Linked DNA regions of Homo sapiens: region 1 is linked to region 2. Evidence: chromatin contacts called from ENCODE Hi-C or POLR2A ChIA-PET data. All regions are on one chromosome and are shown on one strand. Each heading gives the region's core, a stretch centred on a gene start or an enhancer-like site at or near the end of the contact. The rest is flanking DNA. Distances are from core to core; before and after follow the strand shown. Region 1 holds the start of TGFA-IT1 (TGFA intronic transcript 1). Region 2 holds the start of FAM136A (family with sequence similarity 136 member A).

Region 1 (5,228 bases), core at 1,915-4,414, 180 kb before region 2:
GGGAAAGCTGGAGAATCACCCTTAGAACAGAACAGTAACCCAGATGACTCCAGGAAGCCAGGAATCAGGAATGGCAGATTCTATCTCAGAACAGAAACTCTGCTCAACATGCCACAGTTATAATGCATGAATTCCATCAGCATTATCTTTTTGTCTTTCTTATCAAGATTCATATTTGAGGTAAAGAGGATGGAAGGGTGGGTAGCACATCTGAACATGGTGATAAGCCAATGTAAACCTGTAGGGGAAGAGGTAATTCCCTAAAAGAAAACCTGAGTGCTGTTATGAAGTAAAGAAATGTTTGCCAGGCAGCCCCAAATAAACAAATAGGCTCAATAATGACATGGACAGTTGCTTCAAGAAAAAATAATCGGGATATCAAAAGTTAAATCATCATAGATCAATTCTGTAGATAGATGGTTGATCTAAGAAATTAATATTGTCTGGATCTTGATGACAAAGTAGTCATAAGGATAGAATGTGGTTTGGCAACAAACTTCAGATGGGTATATTTTCTGGAAATCTCAGCATGCTGCAAATTGAACACCTGAAGAATTCTTTACATACTTGTTGGTTATGTATTACTCAGAAGATAAAGAAGACAACAGGGACACCTGCTTCTGTGAATGCAGTCTTGATCAGAAAGGATAACAGGTTGATATCTATATGTGCTATAGAAGTGAGAGAAGGAAACACTAGGTAGAGTTCAATTTCAGGCAATCAGAGTGTCCAAAAATTCAGGGTAAAACCACATGTGATCCCACAAGCATGATTCTACAAGGGAATAAGGCCAGGCCAGTTGAGAGGCTCATAGAGTTCTGAGTTTGTAGTCAAAGGGTTCATGAGAAAGTAAAGGGGAGAGAGACTGTAAGGAACCCAAATGTGGCTGCAGAAGGAATTCTCTGATACATCATCTAGTAAGTTATGCAAGAACATCAAAAGAAGGATGTGTCCCAAGAGGTGACAAAGAATAGAATGGAAGAGCACTTTGTTGAGGGAACAAGCACGTTAGTGCCTCCTAGGTGGCAGGTGTTTATGAGAATGTCAGGAAAACTGAAGGACAGAAAGAACTAGAGTTGTGGCTATTGGCCACAAACCAATGGTTTTCTGAGGCTATCTTTGGGAGCAGACAGGTAAAAAAAGGAAGGAATAAGTCCATCTCTTGTGGCAGGTAGAAAAGGTTAGTGCAAAACCAGGAAAAGACTATTATTGACATAATTTTGCTTTTATATTTTCTGTCAAAAAGAATAAAACAAACATAGTAAATATGAAATAAAAGGTTGAGTGAGTATCCTAGTAAAAGACCCCTAATACCACAGATGAGTTTACTCATCACAGGTACAGATGAATTTTACTTCAATGTACTGAGAAACCTGTAGCAAAAATCACCCATCCCTGTTGGTGATTTTTAAGAAATAGCAGCAAATGTAAAAATTGCTCAGAGAATGGAAAAAGACAAATACATTTCTGACTTTAATGATGTAAAAATGCCTGAAGATTGTTTAGAATGTAGATTATAAAACTTGACACTCCCAGGAAAACATTAGACCAATTTATTACAGCAAATAAAGAATGAAAAGTCACAGCAGATTAACTTTACTTCTTTTTTAGTGTTGTAAGACTGATGAGGGAAATGCCACCAGCATAAGGCTGTATAAGAGGATACACGTTGAGTTCAACAAGGCACATGACAAAATCAAAATATTCAGTTGGACAAAATGGAGAAATATGAGTTACAAGAGTTCACAGTTGGCTAGTTGGTGAGAAGGAACAATGCCAGTGACCTCTTTAAATGAAGAGATCCCCAAACATACTCAACATGGGTTTACCTAGAAGCTTTTGGGAAGGGTAGGACGTTTTTAACTAGGTCATCTTCAGAAAACATTTGTTGATGTATTCGCATTGACCTAGAAGGGGGACTCCTGGGTGTGCCAGCAGGCTTTATCCTTCTTTCCTGTTGAGACTTTTATGAGCAAATCAAAGGAAGACATATAAGGAAAAGTTTATCAGATTTAGAGACAACACAGTGCCCAGAATGATAGCTGAAGTATTGGATGATAGAATAAAGACTCAAGAGAAAAAAAAAAAGTTTTGAGCCAGAACAATGGATCACAGCCAACCAACCAAGTTAAATTGAACAGTGACACATTTATAATAACAGTCAGTATTTAGGTTAAGAGTAATGATTTAATCAGGAAGATATGAGGCCAAATTTGACAGTAGTTTAAGTGGAGAAACAGCCAGAGGCCTTAGCTGACCACAAATTTATATAATCCAACAGCATTCCAGGACTGCTGGCAAAATTGATGGAGAACTAAGTTCTATCAATGTAGAAATCAGGTCATGGGAGGTGGTTTTCCTACTGTACTCTGTTCCTGTAACCTAGAGCTTTAGAGCTAGGACTCTGAGGTCACACTGCCTGTTTTTGGATTTCCCTTCTGCCTCTTCCTAGCCCTACATCTTTAGGCAAGGCTTTTAACCTCTCTAAACCTGTATTCCTCATCTGTAAAATGGATAGAATAATAGAACCTATATCACAGGGCTTTTATAAGAATTAACTTAGGTAGTACGTATAAAACTGTTAGCACAAAGGCCAACATCCAACGTATTTGGTAAATGTGTTTTGTTGTTGTTGTTGTCCCCATTACTCTATAGTAGACTATTTTAAGAAAGGCACTAAAAAAAAAAAAAATCAGAATTTTCCCTGAGGTGAGAGGTTTGCAGACTTTCTTGCTTAAAGAATACTTATAGAAACTCAAAGTGTATGTTATTTATTGCTATATGACAAATTAAAATTTAGTAGCTTAAAGCAATAAACATTTATTTTCCCACACAGGGTCTGAGAGGAATTCAGAAGTGGCTTTGCTGGGAGGTTCTGGGTCAGGGTCTCTCATTGAGGTTGCTGTCAAGATGGCAACTGGGGCTGCACTGTCATCTGAAGGCTTGAGTGGGGCTGAAGAATGGCTCACTTACAAGCTATTGTTGGGAGGCCTCAGTCTTTCCACATGGACCTCTCCATTGTGTGTCTCAATGACTTAGCAACTAGCTTCCTCCAGAGTGACCAATCCAAGAGAGAGAGACAAAGAGAACAAGGCAGAAGTTACAGTGCCTTTTATGACCTAGTCTCTGAAGTCACATCCCATTCATATTCTATTGGTCGCACAGACCAGCCCTGAGACAGTATGGGAGGGGACTTCACAAGGCTGTGGATACCAGGAGGTAGGGATCATTGGGAGCTACCTTGGAGGCTGGATGTCAAGGGGAGTTTAGGACCACAAAGACCCAGAGGTTTGGTGGCTGACTATAGAAATGGGAAAGGACTGCTGTATAGAAGAGGGAGACTTATTCTGTGTGGCTTCCAAGGATGGAATTCAAAACAATACACAGAGGTTTCTGGGAGGCAGATGTTAATGTGTTTAAGGAAGAACCTCCTAGCAATAATCTGCCCAAATAGAATGCCAGTACTAAGGCAGCTCATTCTATTTGGGGCAGTAGTACTTAGTACTACCTTAGAGACTGAGCCCCTGAGTACTGGAAGAGTAGAGCACAGGCTGGGTGTCCTCTCCCAGGGACACCATATGCAGAACCCTGACTGGGTAGAAAGTTAGCTGTGAGTACCTCCAACTCTTTGATATTTCACTTCTGGACTAGGGGAGAATTTTGTGAAATGAGACCCTTAGGGCTTCATTTCTTTTAGTTTTGAGGAAAAACAAATTTTTCATGGAACTATGAGGTCTTTGCTTCTGAACCAGTATGGCTTGGAGAAACTATTAAGAGGTAAAATGACCCTGGTGTTTCTGGAATCCCCCAACATTTCTCCTTGTAAGAGCAGAGCTCCAAGTTGCTTGATTTACACTTAGCCCAGGGGATTTAAACCAGGAATTCCCAACTTTTTTATGAGGCAGAGCCTTTAGATCATGGAAGAGGCAGGAATGTTGGCATGGAGTTTTCCTCACGGGGAATCCTGGCACACCTTGGAGAGAGGGAGGGGGGTTGCAGCTCTGGGGGATATTATCCAGGGAAGGCTCAGATATCCACCAACGGAAATCAGTCCACTCTTTGAGCATGCAAAAATACTAGCTGATGCTTTGCTGGGGATTCCCATAGAGAGAACTGAGAATGCACTCATTTTTAAAATAGCCTCATGGAGAAACTTTTTAAGTGGTTGGTGGGGGTGGCGAGGCACTGTTATATTGGTCACCATGTGGGCATATAATGTAGAAAACGTCCATAAGCAAAGGGTTTCCAGGGAAATTAACACTACAGCATACCACGTTTACTCCTCCCTTAGTCCAATCTACCCTTGGACACTCACTGAAATGATCTGTGAAATATGAAACCATTTCTAAATGTATATCAGTACTAGAAGCTCTGAAGAATTTCTGCCAGTGAGCGTGCAGGTGGCAGCCCTCCTACCCTAGTCCAACAATCACTCCTCTGGAAGACAGGATTGTCAGGAGCAGAATCACCCAAACAGCCCAACCTTGGAAGGCCAAGGTATGAGGGTGAGGGCAGGCCATCTGGATCCTGCCAATGCCTTAAGAAAGGACACAGTCAAGGCCACAATAAGTGACAAACTCAGTCAGCTCTCACTACTGGCATGGCATGAATGTCTGGAAAACACAGGGGAAAAGAGAAAACTCTTTGGTGTGTACCTGTTGTCTCCTGCTTCTACCAAATAGATTTCTTAGGTATTTGAAGGCGCTACAGTTAAACTTCCCCTTTTCTGTCTTTATCTAGCCCCAAAATATTGAATAGGGCCATTGTCTCTGTTGAAGCCCAAATTAACTCCCCATGATGCTACACGAAAGCAGATCTTTCTCTGTAAAGATGATGATGCAAGAAATCGCTGGCCACAAGAAAGGATTTCATCATATGAGAAGATTTTTTGAGGAATTTCAACTAATGCCTCTATTCCTAAGAAATGGGTAAAGATATTGAATAATCTAATTTATGTCTTCAAGACTGAAGCTGACACTGCATCTATGAAACAAGTAAGAAACAGCTACAAAGAGATGACAGAATATGGTGACCAATTTTAAATCCATAATACACTAATGAGCAGAAGATTAGATATCACAGTAAAGTCAGTAATTTTTTTTAATGGGCTGGAAAATTTCTCCCAGAACTCAGGACTGAAAAACAAAAATAATGAGAAAAAAAGGAAAAAAGGACCCGGTGATCCAATATACAGATAATTCCAAAAGGAAAAAAGAAAACTAAGGCTG
Region 2 (5,304 bases), core at 1,794-4,293:
AACAAGGCTGCATTACTCAAGGACTTTTAAACTCATTTTAGCATGATTAACTTGGCTCCTACAAGTAGGAGCTGTTGGAGAGGTTCTGTCTGGCATTTTAGGAATAAGAGGGAGAAGTGAGTAGTTTCAGATTGTGCTATAAAGAAGAAAGAAAGAACTTTCTGTGGAATATGGGACATAAGTATAAACATTAAGTCAGTCACAATAGAGATTTCCTACTTTTTCTAGTCTGGAGTTAGCCCATCAGGATTGGAATTCCAGCTCCACCAGTTTATAAATGTGCAATCTCTGGCAAGTGGTTTCATCTCCCTAGGCCTCAGTTTTCTGCCCTGAGTGAGAGAAGAGAGGAGAGTAAAGTACCCACCTCATAGGGTGCTTTGTCATGGAAATTAAATGAGATCATCCCGTGGAAGGCACTTAAAACACTGTCTGGCACATTATTTAATAGTTGGTGTCGCCCTGATTCCAGCTGCTGCTGGGAGCCACTTGTAGTCGAGCTTGAAGTGAACAGGCTGTCTCAAGACCCTGAACTGTGATTTATGGGGAGATACTCACACTTGTACTCACTAGAGAGGGCCTGGCGCTGGAAGAACACAGCTTGTTTGGTTGCTTGCTTGCTTGCTTGCTTGCTTGCTTGCTTGCTTTTATTTTTTATTTTATTTTTTTTGAGACAGAGTCTCACTTTGTTGCCCAAGCTGGAGTGCAGTGACGTGATCTCAGCTCGCTGCAACCTCTACCTCCCGGATTCAAGCGATTCTCCTGTCTCAGCCTCCCAAAGTAGCCAAGACTACAAGTGCCTGCCACCACGCCCGGCTAATTTTTGTGCTTTTAGTAGAGATGGGGTTTCACCATGTTGGCCAGGCTGGTCTCAAACTCCTGAACTCCTGACCTCAGGTGATCCACCTGCCTCAGCTCCCCAAAGTGCTGGGATTACAGGCGTGAGCCACCGTGCCCAATCAAAACATAGCTTTCTTCAAAGAAGCTTGGGTTGAGTCAAACTCCCCACTGCCCTAAACTAGAGTTCTCCTGCCATCTAGCGCCCAATGGCAGAAAATCGTTAAATTCTAATGACGGCCCCATTCCTTTGTTCCTCCCCCACCCCCACCTTGCACCCCCATGCCTGACATGGCTTTCTCTTCAGCCCCATATGCCAAGCAAACACCCACTCATTTCAATTCAATTCAAAGCCTCAATTCAAGCCTTATCTCCTCTAAGAAAACTTTCCTGAGGAACCCGGATGGCTCACTCCCTCCTTGCCAGCCTGGACCACCTCCTCCAGCACACCTCTTCCAACACTGCCCCTTCCCCTTCTCCACGGAGTGTGTTTCCCTTCTCCACTGACACTCCCCTCTGGACCCGCACCCCTAGCTAATGTATTCGATAAATGAATGCACACGACAGTACTGTTATGGGTGGGACAGTGAGGCATTCCAAAAAAAAAACTGCTCCAGGAATTCAGAAACAGTTTCATGTTGCTGGCATGTAAGTGCTTCATTGATGACTGCTTCATTGATGATCTGTAGCCCCTGCTTTGTCTCTGAAGTTCATTTTTTATGAGAAATAAATGCATAAACATACATCTACCCTGTGATCCAACAATCCCATTTCTAGATATTTACCCAAAAGAAAAGAAAATCTGTGTCTACAAAAGACTTGGTCCAGGACTGGGTGGTGGTGCATACCCGTAATCCCTTTGATAGGCAGAGGCAGGAGGATAGCTTGAGGCCTGGAGTTTGAGACCAGCCTGGACAACATAGCAAGATCCCATCTCCAAAAGAAAAAAAAAATGGTCAAGGATGTTCATAGTCACCACTTTATTCATAATAGCTACTAAGTGGAAAAGACCCAAACACCCATCAGCAGGGGAATGGATCAACAAATGTGGGCCGGGACCGATGCCTCATGCCTGCAATCTCAGCACTTTGGGAGGCCGAGGTGTGTGGATCCCTTGAGCTCAGGAGTTGGAGACCAGCTTGGCTAACATGGTGAAACCCCGTGTCTACAAAAAAAAAAAAAAAATTAGCCAGACGTGGTGGCACATGCCTGTAATCCCAGCTACTCGGGAGGCTGAGGCATGAGAATCACTTGAACCAGGGAGGTGGAGGCTGCATGAGCCGAGACCACATCACTGCACTCCAGCCTGGGTGACAGAGTAAGACCCTGTCTCAAAAAACAACAACGACAAATGTGGTATGTCCATTCAATAGAATACTACTCAGCAGCAAAAAAGAACCAACAACACAGCTCAATCTCGAAAGCATTAGGCTAAGTATTTTTCAGCAATATGCTAAAAAAGCCAGACAGAAAAGGAGTACTTATTGGATAATAACATACATATGACATTCTAGAAAGAGAAAATGTAATCTACAGTGACAGAAGCAGACCAGTTAGGGCAGGGGTGGGGAGATGGGGTAGAAAGGACGGAGATTGGGACAAGACAGAGTTTGGGTTTTTATTGTTGTTTAGAGACAGAGTCTCACTCTGTCGTCCAGGCTGGAGTGCAATGGCGTGATTTCGGCTCACTGCAACCTCTCCCTCCCGGGTTCAAGCAATTCTCCTGCCTCAGCCTCCCAAATAGCTGGGACTACAGGCATGTGCCACCACACCCGGCTAATTTTTGTATTTTTAGTAGGGACGGGGTTTCGCCAGGTTGGCCAGGCTGGTCTCAAATTCCTGAGCTCAGGTCATCCACCTGCCCACGGCCTCCCAAAGTGCTGGGATTACAGGCGTAAGCCACTGCGCCCGGCGGACAGGGTTTGTTAAAACTCATCAAGCAGCACGCCTAAGATCTGGGCATTTATCTGTATGTAAATTACATTAAATAATTTTAAAGAATGTAAAGGGAGGGACATGGGAGGGAGGAGGAAAGGCAGGCAGCAGCCGCAGGGCAGGTGTCCCAGTGACCGGTTCCCAAGCGGGAGGAGGGCGGTGGGCTCGCGGACACCAGCATGCAGTGGCTCCGTTCGGCCGCCAGGGGGGGGCGTGGGCCCTGGAAGGGCAGGCGGCGAAGGGCGGCGAAGGGCGGTGAGGGGGCGGGCCCGTACGCCGATTCCATATGGGCGCCGGCGCGGAGCGCCGCGGGGCAGCGCGGGGTCGCCATGGCTGAGCTGCAGCAGCTCCGGGTGCAGGAGGCGGTGGAGTCCATGGTGAAGAGTCTGGAAAGAGAGAACATCCGGAAGATGCAGGTAGCGGGGCTGGGGCCGAACCAGGACCCCCTTCTCAGCGGGTGGGTTCCGGGCCCTTCCCTCAGCCACCACGCGACGCCTTGCACTGCAGCCGCGTCCCCGCAGACCGGGTGTGGGCGGCCCTGGGGTCGCCGGGGCGGCCTCGGACAGGACTTCGGAAGCTTTGGCGGATCGGATGAAATCCGTGTGCCCTTGCCGTGCGCGAGGCTGTTTTCCGCCCCTTCCAGCCCGGGGCAGGAGCGTCCTCGGCGGCAGGTGGGAAGCCCCTGGTGGCAGGCGCTCGCCCCACCACCTTCCCCTCTTACGCGGCCCCTTCCGCAGGTGAGCGGCCCGAGGCCCAGCAGAGGCGCTGCCAACGTGAAAGACCAGAAAGGCGAGGACTTCCGGCCTCCCCGTTGGCCAGGTCATGCCTGCTTCTCTTGCGCCCAACCTCGCTTCACACAGCGCGGGTTTCTACACTGTTCTTCTCTGAGCCCCGCAATGCCTCTGTGTGTTTCGGTCCTGCTTCTCTCACGGAGTATGCGTTTCCCAGATAGTGCCCCTTGAGTCATTGATTAGTGGGTCGGCTGCCCTCTGGTGGAATTTGTATTGCTAGGTTGCTGACCTCTGAACCCCATGGAAGAGGCTCCTGGTTTTCAGAATTTGGCTTCGTCAGACCACCCTACCCTCACCCACTCGGGCGAACCTCTGTTCACCCAACCATCGGTGCAACAGGTGCCGATGAGCTAGCAGCAAGGACACCATGAAACACTACACTAGACATTGAGGATAATTTTCCCCAGTGGTGGTTTTAAGGTCCTGGTGTCTATTCTCAGGGAAGGTGAAAGCAGAAGGTGGAGAGAGAGGTGCAAATATCCACGTGGCCTTCTAACTCCTGTAGTGCTCCATAGTCATCTCTGTCCCCAGAGACTTTCCTACCTAACCTCTCTGCCCTTTCTCCCCAGGGTCTCATGTTCCGGTGCAGCGCCAGCTGTTGTGAGGACAGCCAGGCCTCCATGAAGCAGGTGCACCAGTGCATCGAGCGCTGCCATGTGCCTCTGGCTCAAGCCCAGGCTTTGGTCACCAGTGAGCTGGAGAAGTTCCAGGTGAGAAATATCCTAGACAGAGCACTGTAGTCCTTGATACAGACTTTTGCAGGAGATGACAAGCATTTGTTCAAAACTCTTGGCTTTAGTGTCTTGGTTCTGTTAACAGTTGTGATACTGATGGCCAACCAGTTTTCACAGGGTTTGAAATTTTGGAAAAAGTCTTGGCGGTCGAGTGCCTTAAGTTGAACATCATTTCCTATAGAAATGATGTAGGCCGAGCGCGGAGGCTCATGCCTGTAATCCCAGCACTTTAGGAGGCTGAGGCAGGTGGATCATGAGAGCAGGAGATCAAGACCATCCTGGCCAACATGGTGAAACCCCGTCTCTACTAAAATACAAAAAATTAGCCAGGCGTGGTGGCACGCACCTGTAGTCCCAGATACTAGGGAGGCTGAGGCAGGGGAATCTCTTGAACCCAGGAGGTGTAGTTGCAGTGAGCCAAGATCGCGCCACTGCACTTCAGCCTGGCAACAGAGCGAGACTCTGTCTCAAAAAAAAAGAAATGATGTAATGGGGAGTTACCAGGGGAGTTCATGACCAAGAGCCCTTATGCAGTTTGTTGGGGAGGAGGCGTTTGTTTGTTCCTTTTGACATAACCACCAAATACAGAATGTATACTGTGTAGTATAAAGTTTCCTGGCTGGACGCGTAGCTCGCGCCTGTAATCCCAACATTTTGGGAGGCCGAGGCGGGTGGATCACGAGGTCAGGAGTTTGAGACCGTCCTGGCCAACATGGTGAAACCCCATCTCTACTAAAAATACAGAAATTATCTGGGCATGGTGGCAGGTGCCTGTAATCCCAGCTACTCGGGAGGCTGAGGCAGGAGAATCGCTTGAAACTGGAAGGCGCAGGTTGCAGTGAGCCAAGATCGCATGCCATTGCGCTCCAGCCTGGACAACAAGAGCGAAACTCCGTCTCAAAAAAAAATAAATAATGTTCAGGCACGGTGGCTCACACCTGTAATCCCAGCACTTTGGGAGGCCGAGGCAGGCAGATCACGAGGTCAGGAGATCCAGACCATCCTGGCTA

The links. Hi-C counts contacts between places; a loop is a spot of excess contacts on that map. ChIA-PET counts read pairs that join two places held with the same protein, here RNA polymerase II (POLR2A). Pooled maps may share reads with other maps.
Region 1: a map of PC-9 shows a loop between it and region 2 (8-fold over the local background). The contact joins the promoter of TGFA-IT1 here to the promoter of FAM136A in region 2. A Hi-C loop is called at or near these places in 1 of 168 maps with a recorded cell type or tissue (PC-9) and 2 of 50 pooled maps. POLR2A ChIA-PET finds 5 or more read pairs at or near these places in 5 of 52 experiments (MCF 10A, PC-9, Panc1 and 2 more).

Annotation. Positions count from the first base shown.
Region 1 is chr2:70,479,576-70,484,803 of GRCh38, reverse strand. It overlaps TGFA-IT1 (TGFA intronic transcript 1), which reads left to right and starts at 3,164. Exons shown (of 3, transcript NR_046798.1): 1 at 3,164-3,219. All of the region lies in intron 2 of TGFA (transforming growth factor alpha), which reads left to right. LOC107985895 (a long non-coding RNA gene) reads left to right here and starts at 3,232. Exons shown (of 2, transcript XR_001739532.1): 1 at 3,232-4,647; 2 at 4,741-5,206.
Region 2 is chr2:70,299,806-70,305,109 of GRCh38, reverse strand. It overlaps FAM136A (family with sequence similarity 136 member A), which reads left to right and starts at 3,043. Exons shown (of 3, transcript NM_001329752.2): 1 at 3,043-3,506; 2 at 4,130-4,270. The coding sequence starts at 3,099. RefSeq lists silencers at 921-1,050, 2,854-3,123 and enhancers at 2,809-3,757, 3,758-4,707.